Regions from separate parts of the Homo sapiens genome. Here region 1 is linked to region 2. Evidence: chromatin loops called from intact Hi-C (ENCODE). Cell type or tissue: Caco-2. All regions are shown on one strand. Links, peaks and the distances in the headings refer to the core of each region. The heading gives the core; the rest is flanking DNA.

Region 1 (8,733 bases), core at 3,386-5,885, 85 kb before region 2:
TAAGCTGAGGAAATCAAATGAGTCATCGTGTATATTTTTCTTCTATCACAGACCACAGTTTTATATCGCCTATTGTCCAATGGCCAAAAGCCCCTGTTTTATATATTTTGGCAACATATAAAAGAAGATCTGTGGTTGAGTTAGAAGATAAATAAATATCAACCAGACATGAATAAAGTAGAGTATGAGACTTTGTGTTTCCCATTGGGGGAGGAAGAAAAACATGTCTTTGGTTGTGCAAGGTATGGTTGTTTCAGGTTAGGAAGAAGCATGTTGTTACTAATTTTATCTGGAAGTTATACATGGAAAAAAAGGCAGTTATAAATTCTGAGTTGATAAAGTTGATAAAATATTGGAATGTGTAGGCAATGTAGAATTACATATCATATATATGCTATATATTTCCACTTGGAAAGCTGATTTTTCCAAAGAGCAAGCCATTAATAGATTAATAGCTTCCTCTCAGCCTAAAGCACTTTTTCGTTTTTTCCATAAGGGCTAGCACATTTAAAGTATTAAGAGATTTGGCATCATCAGCTTTCACCTTTTCACATGGGAATTTAAGATAATGAAAACAAGTAATAGTCTCCAGGTACCACTAAAGACGATAAAAATAGCAGGCCATTATATTAACAGTTAAAATTTTCCTCTAAAGAAAACAAGAAACTTGAACAGTTTTACTGGTCATCCAAAATTTCCAAGAGCAAATCATTCAATTCTTAAAAAAACTTCTAAGAATAGAAAAAGTAGAAAACTTTCTCTCATTTTATGATGTTTAATAATTTCACAACAGGAATAGTATGATAAGCAAAACTTAAAAGTTCTTTTCACTCATGAATAAAGATGTCAAATCCCTCAAATTACCAATAAACACAAACCAACACTGCATATAAAAAAGAGACATTATGATCAAATTAGTTTTATGCCAGAAAAAGGCAAATATGGTTTAATATTATAAAATCCAAAAAATTTATTCACTACATTTACACTTTAATATTATCATATCAATAGATGTAAATGCACAGATGTAATAAAATTATAATTTAATATTCCAGCCTCAGAATAACAACAAACAAAAACAAAAAATCTAACTACTTGATATCTTAAAAACATGCTCACTAAAATCTTGGATCAAAGATATTTAAAAATCATAAACTATAAAAAAAATCAAAATGAAAATACTGCATAGTTAATAATGTGATGAAAGCTTTATTTAGAGGTAAATTAATACACACACATACACACAACACACACATCTAGACCAACTTAAATATCTAGACAGTTACAGGTTAACAATATTTGTTAGCTTTACCTTGAAAAATAGCACACATTATTTATAATAGAAAGGTGATGTTAGAATAATAGCATTTTTCTAAAAGTCGTATTCAGTCTATAAACTTTGTAGAAGAATCACAGTGGCACTCAGCTATTTGTCTGTAAAAAAAAGCTGAAACAAATCCAATTTTAAAAATTAAAAAATAAAAAATAAAAGCAATGAAAGTAGGTTAGTCAGATATGCTTATTTTAACATATCTTTCTGTATTGTTTAGCTAGACAATTGAACAAAATATTTCTATTTTTTGACTAAATTACTGTGAGAAAGCCAAGTAATGCCTTTCAGGAGGCATTACCGTGTAATTAATTAACTTTAACAAATTATGATCGAATCATTAACCTCGTGAACTGTAAGGTCAGATAGTCTTCATACAATTTTGGAGGAAAAACCCTAAAGAGAAAGATTTCTTTTCTTATGCTACTATGTAGAAATAAACTACTAAGGAAATACAAGAAAAAAGAAATATTTTTCACCAGGTTTTTCTTGGACAGCCAACTAAAAGCATAATTTGAAAATGATAATTCTAAAATTCAATCACTGTTGTTATTTTTTTTTTTTTTTTTTTTGACTCGAGTCTCTCTGTCACCCAGGCTGGAGCGCAGCGGCGCCATCTTGGCACACTGCAACCTCTGCCTCCCGAGTTGAAGCGATTCTCCTGTCTCAGCCTCCCAAGCAGCTGAGATTACTGGTGCCTGCTACCAACCCCGGCTAAGTTTTGTATTTTTAGAAGAGACGAGCTCCTAATGCAGGAACAGAAAACCAAAGTTTCACCATGTTGGCCAGGCTGGTCTCAAACTCCTGATCACAGGTGATCCGCCTGCCTCAACCTCCCAAGGTGCTAGGATTAGAGGCGTGAGCCACCACACCCAGCTGGATGTGATTTTTTTTTTTAAGTAATTCTGGTATAATCTGACTATTTTATGTGTTAATTCTCTCACTTCGTTGTCGCAAGTGCTAAGAGAGCAAATGAAATATGGGCACATCAGATAACTTCTATTTAGTATTCTATCATATCTACTCACTTAAAATTAAGTGGAAACACCCATACTTGTTTTAAATTCTGATTCAAAGTGATGAGGATTTCGGAAATAGTAGGAATGACATGGACATAGGCCACTCTCAAGCAGGCTTGAGGTCTGATCCAAGACCTGAGATTTCTTTTCCAAACACGTAACTTTATTCAATCATATAATCTTACTTAGATCTTCCCCATGTTAAGGCTCAGATCTTCCCCTTAGTGAGTGAATAAATGTAACCCAAGTGTGTAAGGCTTCTTGTGAAGATCAGTTAAGTCAACTATAGTTTATTAAGTTTCTTCTATGTTGTAGACAGGTTAACATGAAATAGTATGTTAGATACTCTTGGCATATAGTAGGTGTTTTATACATAGAAATTAGGAAATGATAATGTTGTTTTGTTCTAGTAATGTCCTGCCATTGTAAGGGTAGAATGCAAATTCATGTTTAAGGAGGAAACAAACAGTAATTTTTCACAGCTATTATTTGCCAATTCTTTAAAAAATAAAAATAAATACATTAGATTGTTAAAGCAATTGTCTAACAAAAACCTAATTTAAAAAATAAAATCCCTTGGGTACACTAACATCTCAGACTTTACCACTATACAATTCATCTATGAAACCAAAAAAGTATTTGTACTCCAAAAGCTATTGAAATATAAAATATTAATTTACAAAATAAAATCCCATCTCCATTTTTGTGTTTAATTAGAATCATATGGTTGATGATTTTGTAAGACATACAAAAGAAAATATTTCCTTGTTTAAGTAAGTTTAGCCTATTAATGCACTTAATTAGAAAATTTTTTATTATTTCAACTACTCTCAAAATTTGCTGACACAATTTTCATTCACTTTGTGATTTTAGACACTTACAAGCACAATGTTGGAAAATAGTTCTTTGCTTTAGGATTGAGATCATGAAAATGAACTGCTAAGCTTTTTATTTTCTTCTTTTTTGATGGGAGAATAACCAAAAAATTATCAAAACTCAGGCTTAATTGTATAGAAAGCAATTATTATATTACACATTTATCCCTTATTACCAGGTAAGTTTTAAACTTCTCTTGTATATTCTTTCTTTTTTTAAAAAATTCATATATATATGAATTCTATATATGAATTATTATTATATATTATATATTATTATTATATATGAATTCATATCTATATATTGACATGGGGTCTCACTGTGTTGCCCAGGCTGGAGTGCAGTGGCGGGATCTCAGCTTACTGCAATCTCTGCCTCCCAGGCTCAGGAGATCCTCCTACCTCAGCCTCCCTAGTAGCTGGGACCACAGACGTGCACCACCAAGCCAGGCTAATTTTTTTGTATTTTTGTAAACAGAATTTTGCCATGTTGCTCAAGCTGGTCTCGAACTCCTGACCTCAAATGATCTGCCCACCTCAGTCTCCCAAAGTGCTGGGATTACAGGCATGAGCCACTGTACCCCAGCCTGTATTGCATATTCTTGATATTTGCAGGTAAACCACATCATTTATGAATTTTGATGTATGCATATGACAGAAAAATTAAAAACAAACAAAAGTGGTTTAAACAACATATACGTTTATCTTATTTTATACAAAAGAAATCCAGATTTGGCCAGTGGAAGCATATCCACAGTGTGATTAGAGGCCAGGCTTTCTTCTTTCTCCTCTGTAGCCCTTGCACATGGTTTCTTCAAGGTTACTTCATGGTATTAGATGGATTCTGAAGCTCCTGAAATCACTTTCATGACAGCACAAAAATAAGAATAAAGAAGAGAAAAGCAAAATGGGGACTTTCTGGAGATACAACACAGTGCTTAATATTTCATTGAACAAAAGTCATCTGGCCACAGAAAGCTGCAAGAGAGTCTTTTATTCTAGGTATCAATGTATTTAATGAAACCTGAGTTCTGATACTAGTATTTTTTGGAATAAGGTAGCTCTTCCTCCCACTATTTGGCATGATTTGGTTTTTTTCAGTCCTGTAGAAATTCTTTGAAACCTGTATGCTGTGATTAGTGATGGAAAATACACTGCAAAAAGTTTCAGATAGATGCAGATTAAGGCCATTTTATAGATTTGGTTAGAAGAAAACAAGAAAGTTCTTCTCTGACTGTTTCTGTTTCCTCATTAGAATATGACTGCCCATGTAGAATGCCCACTTAAAGCTCATGATGTTCCCTTTAAGTAAAAACCAGTCAGCTTACTCATATGATATTTCTTTCCAGCCACAGAAGTTTCTTCTGTCTTCATGTTAGAAGGTGAATTACTCATTAAAAATTTGGTTTGTCAGAGAATTACCATAGAAAGTGGCAGATGTAGAGAAATTGAGGATATTTGCAAACAAGTTTTTTTAATGAGTGATGGTAGTGTGGAACCATATAATCTAATGTGGTTTAAAAGGAAAACTAATATACAAGGAGACAGTATGGTAATGAGAAAATCGCGAGGTCAAGGAATTGGTCCTCAATGAAGTTGAGGAATTATTTCAGCAATGGTACTTTTGCAAGTGAGATAGAAAAGTAAAAGACAATCGTTGTAAAGCAATATGGTTGAAATACAGATGCTGTAGTTGACATAGTTTCTAGAAGAGAAGCATCTAGAATGTTGTTGGGTTCAGTCAGGCTGGTAGGGAAAATATTAGAGATAGTTACAGAGATAGACACAAATCTTGGAAGGCCAAGAAGTTTGCATAACTTTGGTAACAGATATGGTTGAAGACAACCTGATCTTAACCTTTAGTTAAATAAAGTAGAGTAGTAACAAAGGAATGTGGGGTAGTTAACTAGCTAGCTTGTTTACTCATGTGGTCTTAAGACTAACCTTTGATGTACCACAGGTGCTTAAGTGCTTTTTACTCGGGAAGTCCACAATGTCAATTACCCTCTAATGGTGTTGACTCAAGCCTTTGTGAATTAATCTTACTGAATAAATGTGAGTCTCATCAGCTGATTGGGCCATAGTTGCAACTGTTCACAATACTCAGCAGGGAATTTGTAAATGGCTTGGACACTCAGCTGAACTGGCAAAACAGATTATCTGTGTGTCAGTGTACTTTATTCATCCGTCGCTGGGTCAGGGTCTGCAGGCAGACCCCGGCAGCTGGTGCCCCTGTGTGAGGAGTGCTACCACAGGATTTGACCACGGGGATGATTTGTTGAGATGGAGATGGCAGTAAATGTTATTTAAAATGAAGAGGGCAAACCATGCATTATCAGCCTGTTGAATAGGTCTTCCTCTTGGATTTTGAATTCAATAAAAATGCTGATAGACAGGTAGATGTAGAAAACAAAATTGGTGGATCAGCAATTATAAAGTCAGATTGGGTAGAACTGGCTAGTGCGGAAGAACAAAAGAAAACCTCTGCTTGAGAAGGCTACAAAGAAGGCAATCTCCTCAGATCCTCAGAAGATTCTGAAGTGTCAGTTGGGACAAAGGAACTGGAGGGAATTTACAGAGAAGACAGAATATACGGGAACATACTGATCGTAGAACAGTATTTCAAGGACGTGATAGGGTTTGGAGAAGAATGGTGGGAACAGAAGAGGATATCGTTTTCTAGGCATCAATCTACATTGAGTTTGTAAAAACACTGATATCTGTAGTTTTTAGAACAGCAATACCACACAAAAAGAGAAACACAGAACTCATTACATTGTTCCGAGGAACCATCGATATGTGTGTGTCCATTAGTCCCCCAACAGAGTGGAAGGGTTTATAAGGTAGGGAAGCATTGATGGAAGGGAGTAAATAGAAGAATATCGAAAGAAGTATGAAGATGAGAGTGTAGGTGCTACTGGATGATCATAGTGGCAGTGATGATATAAATGGTGATGGGAAACAAGACAGAAACAATTATTTGTAGGAGGTGGGCATTCTGCATCAGGGTCTAGCTTTGTCATCTGATCTGTCGTTGGCACTGATAACTTCTGCTTAATACTTTCAAGCACATTCTCTTTCCTTATTTTGTTATCAAAAGATTCTCCAAAATATTATATTTGACATTTCTGTTCTAATCTTACTATAACATAGTGGTTAAGATTTCAGTTTTCAGAACCAAAAAGATCTGGGTTTGTATCATAATTCTTCTATTTATTGGCTATGTGACCTTGTCATGTTGCTTTACCTCCAGACAGTAATATGGGGATAATATCACCTACCTCATAACTTTATCCTGAAAGTCGTTGTGAAATGCCAAGCACAAAATGTGGTATACAGTAGTTGGTCATGTTAATTTTTATTAGCTGTTACTATTCTAGCCTAAGCCCTTTTTATGTTGATATCTCAGCAAGCTATTTGAATTATCTGCTTCTATACATTATTACTTGATTCCCAAAATTCCTCTCAGATTACTTTTCTAAAATTTTGCTTTCATTTTATCACTCTCCTGGTTCTGGTAGTGGAATAATTTACTGATATTGTGTCCGGAATTGTTGGGTTCTTGGTCTCGCTGACTTCAAGAATGAAGCCGCAGCCCCTTGCAGTGAGTGTTACAGTTCTTAAAGACGGTGTGTCTGGAGTTTGTTCCTTCACATGTTCAGATGTGTCCGGAGTTTCTTCCTTCTGGTGGGTTCACGGTCTCGCTGGCTTCACGAGTGAAGCTGTAGACCTTCGTGGTGAGTGTTACAGCTCATAAAGGTGGCGTGGACACAAACAGTGAGCAGCAGCAAGATTTATTGCAAAGAGCAGAAGAACAAAGCTTCCACAGCGTGGAAAGGGACCCGAGCGAGTTGCTGCTGCTGGCTTGGGTGGCCTGCTTTTATTCCCTTATCTGGCCCCACCTACATCCTGCTGATTGGTCCATTTTACAGAGAGCTGATTGGTCCATTTTACAGAGTTGATTGGTCCGTTTTGACAGAGCACTGACTGGTGCATTTACAAACCTTTAGCTAGACACAGAGTGCTGATTGGTGTGTTTACAAACCCTTAGCTAGACAGAAAAGTTCTCCAGGTCCCTCCCCAACCCAGAAGCCCAGCTGGCTTCACCTCTCAATGGCACTCGCTGTGGGACTTTGCGGCATCTAGCCCAGGCACTCCGGCAGCCCAAAGGGAGCTCATCCCCCAGTCAAGCCCAGTAGGCGCCGGCCGGCTGCGCCCAGTGCAGGGCCCGCTGAGCCTGCACCCATCCGGAACCCAGCTCCCCGGCTCCTGCCCGCGCCTCTCCCTCCACACCTCCTGGCAAGCAGATGGAGCCAGCTCTGGTCTCGGCCAGTCCCAGAGAGGGTCCCCCACAGTGTAGCGGCGGGCTGAAGGGCTCCTTGAGTGCAGCCAGAGCGGATGCCGAAGCCAAGGAGATGCTGAGAATGAGCGAGGGCTGCTAGCATGTTGTCACCTCTCAATATCTCCTGCCTGAAATCCAGAATTCAGATCTGTGTTTCCTGGAGATGCTCAGCGTACTGAAAATAGTAAATAATTTGGAACCAAAAAGAACTGGATTCCAAGCCAGGCTTGACTGCTTACTAGTTGTTGTGCCTTTGGTATTTCTAATATTTATAAGCATTAATTTCCTCACCTACAAAATTGGGATAAACATTGAATTTCTACAGCCTGTAGTGATGTTTAAATAAAATAATATAAAATGCTTGGCACATATTAGACAGAAAAAAAACATTATATTTCTATAACTTGCCCCTATTCGTATCCAAATTTAACATAAATGGATTTAGACCTTTCCAAAACATCTTTACATAAACATGATTAGATTATTCCATTGTACTATAAGAGTTTATGTATTTCTCTCATTTATTGGCTTAAAAGTTATTTTTAGAAGTAATTTATGATTTTTGTTTTCTTTACCCCATTTTGAAAGCTCTTGTATCCAACCTAGTGTGTGGTGTCTGGTAAGAAATTAGTAAATACATAAATATTTCTTGATTGGATGAATACACAACTTTTCCCTGTAAATGGGAGAAAATATATAACTTCTTTCTCAACCCCTTAAGTGCATAGTGGGAACACTTCTGTAACAAAAGACAGATTAACAAGAGAAAAACAGACATTTTTATCTATCTGTGCAGTGTACACCACACGGGAGAAACCTCAGTTCAAAAGTTTCTCATAATATGATGGCTTAGGGTTCCTGCTTATATAGCATATCTAACAAAGAACAATCAATTTAGAAGTGTTAAGACAGAAATAACAAGTAGCTTTAGGGTCCCAAATGTGGGAAAAGCTGCATAAAAATAGTCAAAGTCTGTTCCCAAATTCCTTTGACTCTGCTGGTGCCACCTCTGGGCTGATAAGCAAGCGAGAACTTATATCTCCATCTACATGTGGAAAGAGAAGGCAGAGCCCCCCTGCATCTTTTTTATAGGAATGTTTATAGCCTGCCATAGGTAAGAAAGGGAAAGTCAGTCTTTTCTGTAACTGCTGCTTCCCAATTGCAGTA
Region 2 (8,733 bases), core at 3,642-6,141:
ATCAAATGCTCCAAAATACATTGAACAATTTTTTAAAAGTCAAAGAAGTAGTTTATGACCTTAAAGCATTTAGCAAACCTAATATCTGATCTGCATATTTAAATGAAATGTTTACATTTTTGAAGATTTTTATTTTACCAATAATCTTTAAAACTTTTTTAAAGATTACTTAAGTCACAGGAACTAAATAAAAGGCATTACACTTTTCGGACAAAATATTTGATTGAAGCTCTTATTATTAAACCAATTAATTATAGTTCTTTCATATTACACATATAACACATTTAAATATAGACAGAAGATAAAGGAATTGTTCCCTAAGTCAGAAATTGAACCCTAACCCGGTTACCATTGTAAAAAGAGAAAGCACAGCCACATGGTTACAAGGTCAATCTCCCAAGAATGTGGTGGGCCAGTTTGCTGGGCCATCTTGAACAGAGGGCCGATGAGGTCATAGGCATGCATTTTATTCTAAGATGTCCCTTTTTATAACAGAGCAATATAGAAAGACGTACAAAACACAACATATTCACTACAGTTTAACATTAGCCTCAGAATTTTTTTTAAATTAATCAAAATTATACAGAGGAGATAAACACTAACAGTAACTTTCATTATTTATTTATCCAGTTTGCACAGAGAGAGAGAGGCCAGAGTCTGACTGGTAAGAAATTTTTACCCTTTTGCCAGCATGCCAGGTTTCTGAGTTCTCTCTCCCTGAGCAGCCTTAGCAACCCTGCTAAACTATATGCAAACAAATACATTGCCATGAATTAAGAATATTCACAAATAGTTTACAAATTTTGGAGAAATTAGAGAGAAATATGACTCAAATTATGTTTACAAGAGTATACTCAACACCCTTAAAGTATCAGGAAGCCTAAAATCCAAAAAGTTAGTTTAAGGTTAAAAAGCTGGTGTGTTCCATCAATACCTAGGGGGCCTGATGAAGGTAGCCTAGGAATTCCAGATAAGTGGAACAAATGATGACTTGCTAGAAATGCATAGGAAACAAAATATCTATTAAAGAACCAAATAAAGGCCTTCCACTGGAAACTAAATATATATATATATATATATATACACACATACACACACATACACAGATATAAAACCATATATATATGGTTTTATACAGAAAGTGTCAGGAAGCCTAAAACCATATATATATGGTTTTATATCTGCATACATAGGCAAAGCCAAAGAATAAACAGCAAATGAATGAAAACTGGTAGCCAAAACAAATAGGAAACCGACCCTAAATTTTTCCTACTCAATCTACCCTGGAGGCTATAGTGTTATCCAGGGCCCTTAAAAACCCACATAATGAATATTTTATTCCTAATACACAATTCAATATCCTCAAGTTTACCAATATCATACAATCCTGTGCAATTAAGAAATTCATTTTAGGTACATGACCAATAAGTACTCCAGTGCCGGCACTATCCACGCAAAACAGTAAACATAGTGCAAAGCAACGCAAGCATGTATATGAAATTTGAATTGCTACAAAAAGAATTGCCAAACTGCTGATGCTTTTTTTTTTTAACAATACTTCTTATTTTACTTTAATCAAGACTCAGAGCTTTAACTATGAAAATGTTAATTAGCCAAATGTCTCCAATTCTCTACTGGGTTTTAAAGAGTATTTTATAATCTAAACATTTCCCACATCTTTCTCCCCACCTTCTGGTTTGTTACTACATGGTTTCATAAACAACCTTTTCAAATCGGTAATTTGAACTATTAGGTAACTTTTGAATTAGACAAAATTATTCTTTTCCTCACTAATAACATAACCTTTTCTGACACATTTGATATACAGAATTATGTATTAAGTAGAATTCATTTCCTTAGTAAACTAAAATTTTAGTGCAACCCTAAAAAGCAAGAAATCCTGAACCATCAGATATGGGCATTAATAGATAAGAATAAATCCACAATTTTAGAAACATGGTTCCCCATATCATAACCCTTTAACTGGAAATGATGCAGATATTAAATGAGCATCAAAATGTTTTAAGATTTTAATTTAAATAAAAAGTTTACCTAAAGTGTTATCCCATTCACTGTACTCAATTCTTTTACTTTTATCAGTTTATCTAGATTACTTCCGTAAACTGAGATATTAGACACTATCATTTAAAGTTAGTTACCTCCTTGTTAAACACATTTTTAGTAGTCTGTGAACATCAGGTGCTTACCTAAACCTAAGTAAGACCCTCAAAGTTAAATACATAGGTATTTTTGCCAATAACTCAGAAGATTTAGCTAACAGTAAATTTGTAAACCCTGAAAATGTGAGACAGGTCTCAGTTAATTTAGAAAGTTTATTTTTCCAAGGTTGAAGACGCATGCCCGTGACACAGCCTCAAGAGGCTTGGTTTTATACATTTTAGGGAGACGTGGCATCAGTCAACATATGTAAAATGGGACAGCTGGAACTGGGAAGGGGGCTTCCAAGTCACAGGTACTTGAGAGACAAATAGCTGCATTCTTTTGAGCTTCTCATTAGCCTTAGGAGATGGTGCAGGAAGAAGGTAATTTTTCCCTGAAGCCCAGCCATCTCTGGCCAGGCTCCCCTCCAAAACTGCACCATCTGAAGTTAGCCATCCTTATCCATAGTCTCCAATGTTCAGTTACCTCTCTGCTCACTGCTCAGTCACTTTTATCCCCGACATTCAGCAGTTTGTATCCCTGAGGCTCAGCTGCTTGTGTTGCTGTAGCTTTCTTCTGCCAGCTGGGCTGGTTTTTATGGGCACAGGATAGGGGGCAGGGTGGGTCAAAAAGGCAATCATTTGGAAAAATGGGGTCAGTTGCTTTCACTTAAGGCCTAGGTCCCAGGCTTGAGCGTGGAGTGTAGCCAGGAGCCCAGCCCTTCTGTATCAGGGTCAGCTGTTTTCACTTAGGGCTGAGGTTCCAGGTTTGAGGGTGGAGTTTGGCAAGGAGCCCTGCCTTCTGTATCAATGGAGGGAGGAAAACTTGCCTTCCTTGTTGGAAACAAGTAAAACTCAAAAAACAAACAAACAAAAAAGAGTTGTACAGCAAAATAAACATTAGATCTCAACCAAATTTTGGGAGAATAGGGATTCTCTGGAGGGGGTGCTTCCAGGCCTCGGCAAATTGTCCTGTTGGTTTGAGCCATAAGGTTAGCTCAAGATGGTACCAGGCACCCATAGATTTTTCAAAGGTCAGGGGCATCTCCACTCAGAATCTCTTCATAGTTACCAAATGAACCCTGAATATCTGAGACAGGTCCCAGTCAATTCAGAAAGTTTATTTTGCCATGGTTAAGGATGCATGCCTGTGCCACAGCCTCAGGAGGTCCTGACAACATGTGCCCAAGGTGGCTGGGGCACAGCTTGGTTTTATACATTTTAAGGAAACATGAGACATCAATCAGTAGTCGAAAAGGCAAGGCAACTGGAATCAAAGGCAGGACAACTCAAAGTAGGGAGGGGACTTCCAGGTCATAGGTAGATAAGAGACAAAGGGCTGCATTCTTTTGAGTTTCTAATTAGCCTTTTCAAAGGAGGCAATCAGATATGCATTTATCTCAGTGAGCAGAGGGCTAACTTTGAATAGAATGTGAGGCAGGTTTGCCCTAAGCAGTTGCCAGCTTGACTTTTCCCTTTAGCTCAGTGATTTTGGGGTTCCAAGGTTTATTTTCCTTTCACACTATCTTGCATATTAAGAGGTCCTTTCTTATTCTCACTCTTCCTCCAAAAAATAACCCCAAAAGCTAATACATAAACATTAAATACTCTATAAAGTACTCACGTTTTAAATATTTAACCCAGTTAGACCATAACAGCAGGGCAGGAACTGCATATTCTGTCTTATTTGCATTATAAAACTAGCACTTGGCACAGTACCTAGCATATAAGTGATTAAAATGTTTGCTGATCAAATGAAAGTCATATCTATCACTTGTTAAAATTCTCCAAATAAGAACTTAAAAAAAAAATTCACTTATATTTACAATTGCAGTGGTGTGGAAAATAATAGGAGCAGTAGCAGCAAAAACAACAATCTAGTAGTTTTAAACCTGAAAACAGAAAACTCACAAATTTCTTTATGGCATTTATTCTGGATAGAAAAAAGTATAGACATTCTAATTATCCATTGTAGATGTGAAAAGTTATGTTTCTGACTACCACTTTAGACACCTGAAAGCCCAAATTAGTTGCTAGCTAGGTGGATATCTGTTTCTCTCCCTCTATATGAGTATATAGAGAGATATATTGGCTACATTTTATATGTTTTAATAATATAGTCACTATATATCTAGCTAATCTATTTATATATGGCTATGTATTAGCTATGTTATAGGCATATATCCAGTTCTATATCTATCTATATGGCTATATTAGAATTGGAAATACTGTTTAAAGAAATCCATGTGATTGTATGAACAATAGATTTAAATATGAGAGTTTCTAAGCTTTAAACTTGTTTTTGTTAATTTATTTCTTTGCTGTTCTACCTCCTACTATTATTTATTTAGAAAATGATGACAAACAAGTGGAATATCACATATGTTAGCACAGTGATAAGAATCTTTCACAATAGATAACAGCTGTGGTTGGGAGACTGGCCCAACTTTAGTTTCTGAATATATCACTTAATAGCTGTATGTATGACCTGGTGTGGGTCAATGTCCACTCAGAAGAGACTGCTCCTATGCATGAAGTTGTTAATTAGGTCAGAACAAACAGTGATTCATTGACATTGAGGACCTTAGGGGAGGGTTCCTGCGGGAGTGGGACCTGGCTCTCTGAGGAGAGGAGCTTGATAAAGCTGATTCTGCAAGTGTTGGAAAACCACAAACTACATTCTTATGCAATTACAAAAAGGACTTCTGCTGCTTCAGTGGGGAACTATGCCCAGCTAATATATGCCCAGTGGGAGCACGACCAGATAAGAAGAATACAGGAAACCCACGGGAAGCAGCCTGGAAAGTCTCCTGTCTTCCACCTCCTGCCTTGCAGTCACCCTCTTGCATCCCCTCTTGGCAGAGCCTAGCATAGATCCAGCTAGAAAAGCAGAAATGTGGCTTTCCAGCCTTAGAATTTCAAAGCCAGCTGAGGAGAGAAAGGTATTTTGAAGCTGGGATATAGGTTAATAATTAGTGCAGGTAGCATAGTGACAAGAAGTATATTGCATGGAAGATAAGAGCTGGGACTGGTAGATTGCTTAAATTTAGCACCTGACCCCAACATTTAATAGCTATATGACCTTTGGCTACTTATGCTTGATAAAATCAATTGGCCCCAGGTATAATATGGGAACAATGTCAACATCATGAAGTTGCTGTGAGAAGTAAATTTGATAACGAAGTAAACTGCTTAGCGTGCTGCCAGGCATAGCAGTATGTAACAAATGTTAACAGCTACACATTTTATTTGCTTCATATAGCAAGACAGTGACTTGATTATTTAAGTAAAATCTTTTGATTATATTGTAGCTCAGTTCTCAATTTCTGAACTAGAAAGTATTGGATTTTCAGTAACATGCCTGGAAATTAATATGCACATTTCAAACAACAGGAATTTGAAAGTCAACTATCATTCATTTATTCATCATTTTCCCATTATGTACATATATTTTTCATTATATAATTTACAGTTTAGCTTAAGGATGCAAACAACTAAGCAATTACATTAAAGCAGCATAAGGGCCACACTAGGAGAAGTATAAGGATATAGTAGAGATGAACAACCAACCCTGAGAAGAGCTCAGAGGATATTTTCTGAAGGAAAGAGAACTAAAGTGAGTCAGGCAAAGTTTGCAAGAAGAGAGGCATACTACTTACCTTTTAAAATTAAAAACGAAGAATTTACAAATGAAGGTTTGGCAACATTAGTGACAATGGAGAAGCTGATATTCAAGGAACATATTAAAGATCTTCATATTGCACAGTGAGAATGTTTAGTCCCATCTCTTGAAATGACTAGGACAATCTCATATGCTTCTTTTCAGTCCCTCTCAATAACTCAGTGGGGTGCTGAGTCAAGACTCAATATACACATGTTGAGAAGTACAGTTCTATAGTTTTGCATTGTTGTGGCTCAGGTCTGTCTGGTTAATTAATATCTGTTTCACATTGAGCTAAACACCTTGACATATTGGAACAGAGATTACAAAGTGAGAAAGGAAAAGAATAGTATGCTGTTAATCATGTGTGTGTGTATTATATACTTTCAAAATCCTTTCACACACATATATATATGTCATATATAATATATAAGCTATATATACTATATATAGCATTTTCACCAATAGCTGGGCATTCCTACCTACAAGACTGAAGGAGTGATGCTTCAAACCCATTGCATCATTTTTTATCCCTCTTTTTTTTTTTTTGGCTTTCTACATCCATTGTGTTACAGAGATGAAAGAACTATTATTATGAACATATCAGCAGAGTTATCATTTCAGTGTGAAAGGACTCTAGATGTTCCTGACTTCTATTTACAATTGAAATAACAACTTAATTATAAAAGATAAATTAAATTTTTGTATGTAATTTGCATACATGATTATTTGTTGGGTAACATCATTGGCCAGGAAACATAGCCTCTTAGTTCAATTCCAGACCTGCTTTTAATTATCTCGCATTCTCTGAGCCAATAAGGAAAACTTTGGCCTAGACTACTATTTCTTTGTACATGTGAGATTTATCATCAGGCTGCCTTCAATGATTCTACAAATGACTCCTGAGACAAGGCTTTCAAAGCTATTTGGTCTTCCCTGGGGAACCGGTACCTTGCATGATATCATCATTAAATAAGAAAATGCATCCATATGTACCTGAGAAATAATGATAACATAATGATGATAATTCTTTACACTTTGTGTAATCAAACTGTATTAAGAAAAGAAAAATGATGAGGCTAAAGTGATTAAAACAATGTAATACAGGTACAAGATAAGCAAAGATACTAGTGCAACAGAAGAAAGTGTCCAGATTTAGAACCACACACTAACCTAATTCAGGTAAAAACTACTATTGCGATAAAATAGAGTCTGCAAAATAAATGCTTAATCAATTGGCTATTTCTTAAAAGCAGTTATTATGTATTTCCTCCTTCTATTCTGCTTTGGTGTAAAAGTCTTGATGTAGCTCAGGTATTTCAAGTCATCAGGATTGACAGTAAATCTTCATATTTCTTCCTTGAGTAGTTCTCACCACCTGAAATGGCTGTTGAGAAGTAACTGAGCAGATATTTGCCTTTCTAAACATGAATATTACTTTATTATATACATATAGAGGAAGAGAGTAAAGTTATAAATTTGTGACTCTTCATTTCCTCTGGATTATTTAATTTTTTCCTAAAATGGGAGAGTGCTAAGAATAGTAATCATAATCGCAGCTTATGGAATTTTTGTGCAAGGCAATGTGTTTGGACTTCATACGTGAAATCTCATTCAGTGACAATTTAACTGGTAAACTTAAAAAAATAATTAAACAGGTTTTAAAAAGGGGCAAGAGAGTATTTTTATAATATTTTCTAACATGAAAGGAAGAATGCCAAAATATAAATGTGTCTATATGTGTGTGTAGTATGTGTTGAGAAGAAACTAGCTTTGGGGTGAATAATTGGAAAACACAGAGATTCTTGATGTCAATTTTAGCAGAGACAGTATACAATTGCAAAATAGGGCTGCTCATAGCAAATACAGAAAATCCATAAATTGTTCATTAATCAAATGGAGAAAAAGACTCAAGAAGAATAAATGCTTTTTTCTAAAGTTGTACAAGTAGAGAGAACGCAGAGAGAGGGTGCTTATCTTCCAGGCCAGATCAGGTCAATAAATAAGCATGTGCTAAACATCTTCCTTGCTAAATGTCAGAGTAAGATGAAGTTTTTCAGAAATGTTCAATTTAGTAGAGTTTCCAACTCTACATAGACTTCTACCATATTAAGAGAAGTAATGTGTAGGCAAGGCACAAACTTAGGGTCCTCGTGATTAAAAATACATCTATGCCCAGAGTGACGTGCTGTGTTATATATATGTGCATGTGTGTATGCGTGTGTGTGTTAAATTACAATATAAATAGGAAAGTTAAAATAACTTTTTTTTGGAAAAACAAAGTAGGAAAATGCAACAGGCCAAAGGCAAACAATCTGTTATGGAAACATCTTACACTGGGGTACAATAAATATTCATCAAATTAATATAAACATAATACACTAAGATCCTATGTCAGTTATACTTTCAAAATATCTGATCATCCTTCACTATTTTATATTTGCCTGTTATTGTCATATATTTAAGTTAAAAAGAAGAGTAACTCCACATCTGGGAGGCATACTCACTGATACTAACTTTCTTTGTGGACTGATTTCCCTTCTTTTAAGTGTAGTTAAAATCAAATTCAACTATTTTGTTACGAAAACTACACTACTGCTCCTCCGGGGTAATTTTCATAAATACTACTTATATGACTCCTAAGTGAACATCTAAAGTTCTAAATAACTTTATGGTTTTCTAATTACTTACTTCGGTAATTAAGACATTTACACGGCAGAGCAAACTACTTAACTTGTGAAGGGCTGTGCCAACTACGATGGCTATATAATCTATAACGTTTTTGTTGTTGCTACTAATGTGTGGGCCAAGTCCATGCTCAGATATGCAATTGTGGATCTATGTAATCTATATTGCTTCTAAAAACCTAGGTAATTATTTTATATTATGAAGTTTCTCATGTAGGAGTATATC

The links. Peaks named below come from ENCODE experiments on the same cell type or tissue, not always from the same donor. Only the 100,000 strongest peaks of a DNase experiment are listed, where the experiment ranks them.
Region 1: it touches region 2 in a loop (8-fold over the local background); 1 of 110 quality-filtered maps calls a loop at or near these places.

The regions. Positions count from the first base shown.
Region 1 is chr4:114,474,555-114,483,287 of GRCh38, forward strand. The region is part of intron 2 of LOC105377379 (a long non-coding RNA gene); the gene reads left to right. Among named protein-coding and RNA genes, the nearest start is that of UGT8, 120 kb to the right of the region's middle. In Caco-2, for the core only: no CTCF peak of the experiment used is centred there; no DNase peak of the experiment used is centred there.
Region 2 is chr4:114,558,889-114,567,621 of GRCh38, forward strand. No RefSeq gene overlaps it. Among named protein-coding and RNA genes, the nearest start is that of UGT8, 36 kb to the right of the region's middle. RefSeq lists an enhancer at 3,083-3,926. In Caco-2, for the core only: no CTCF peak of the experiment used is centred there; a DNase peak (open chromatin) is centred at 4,743.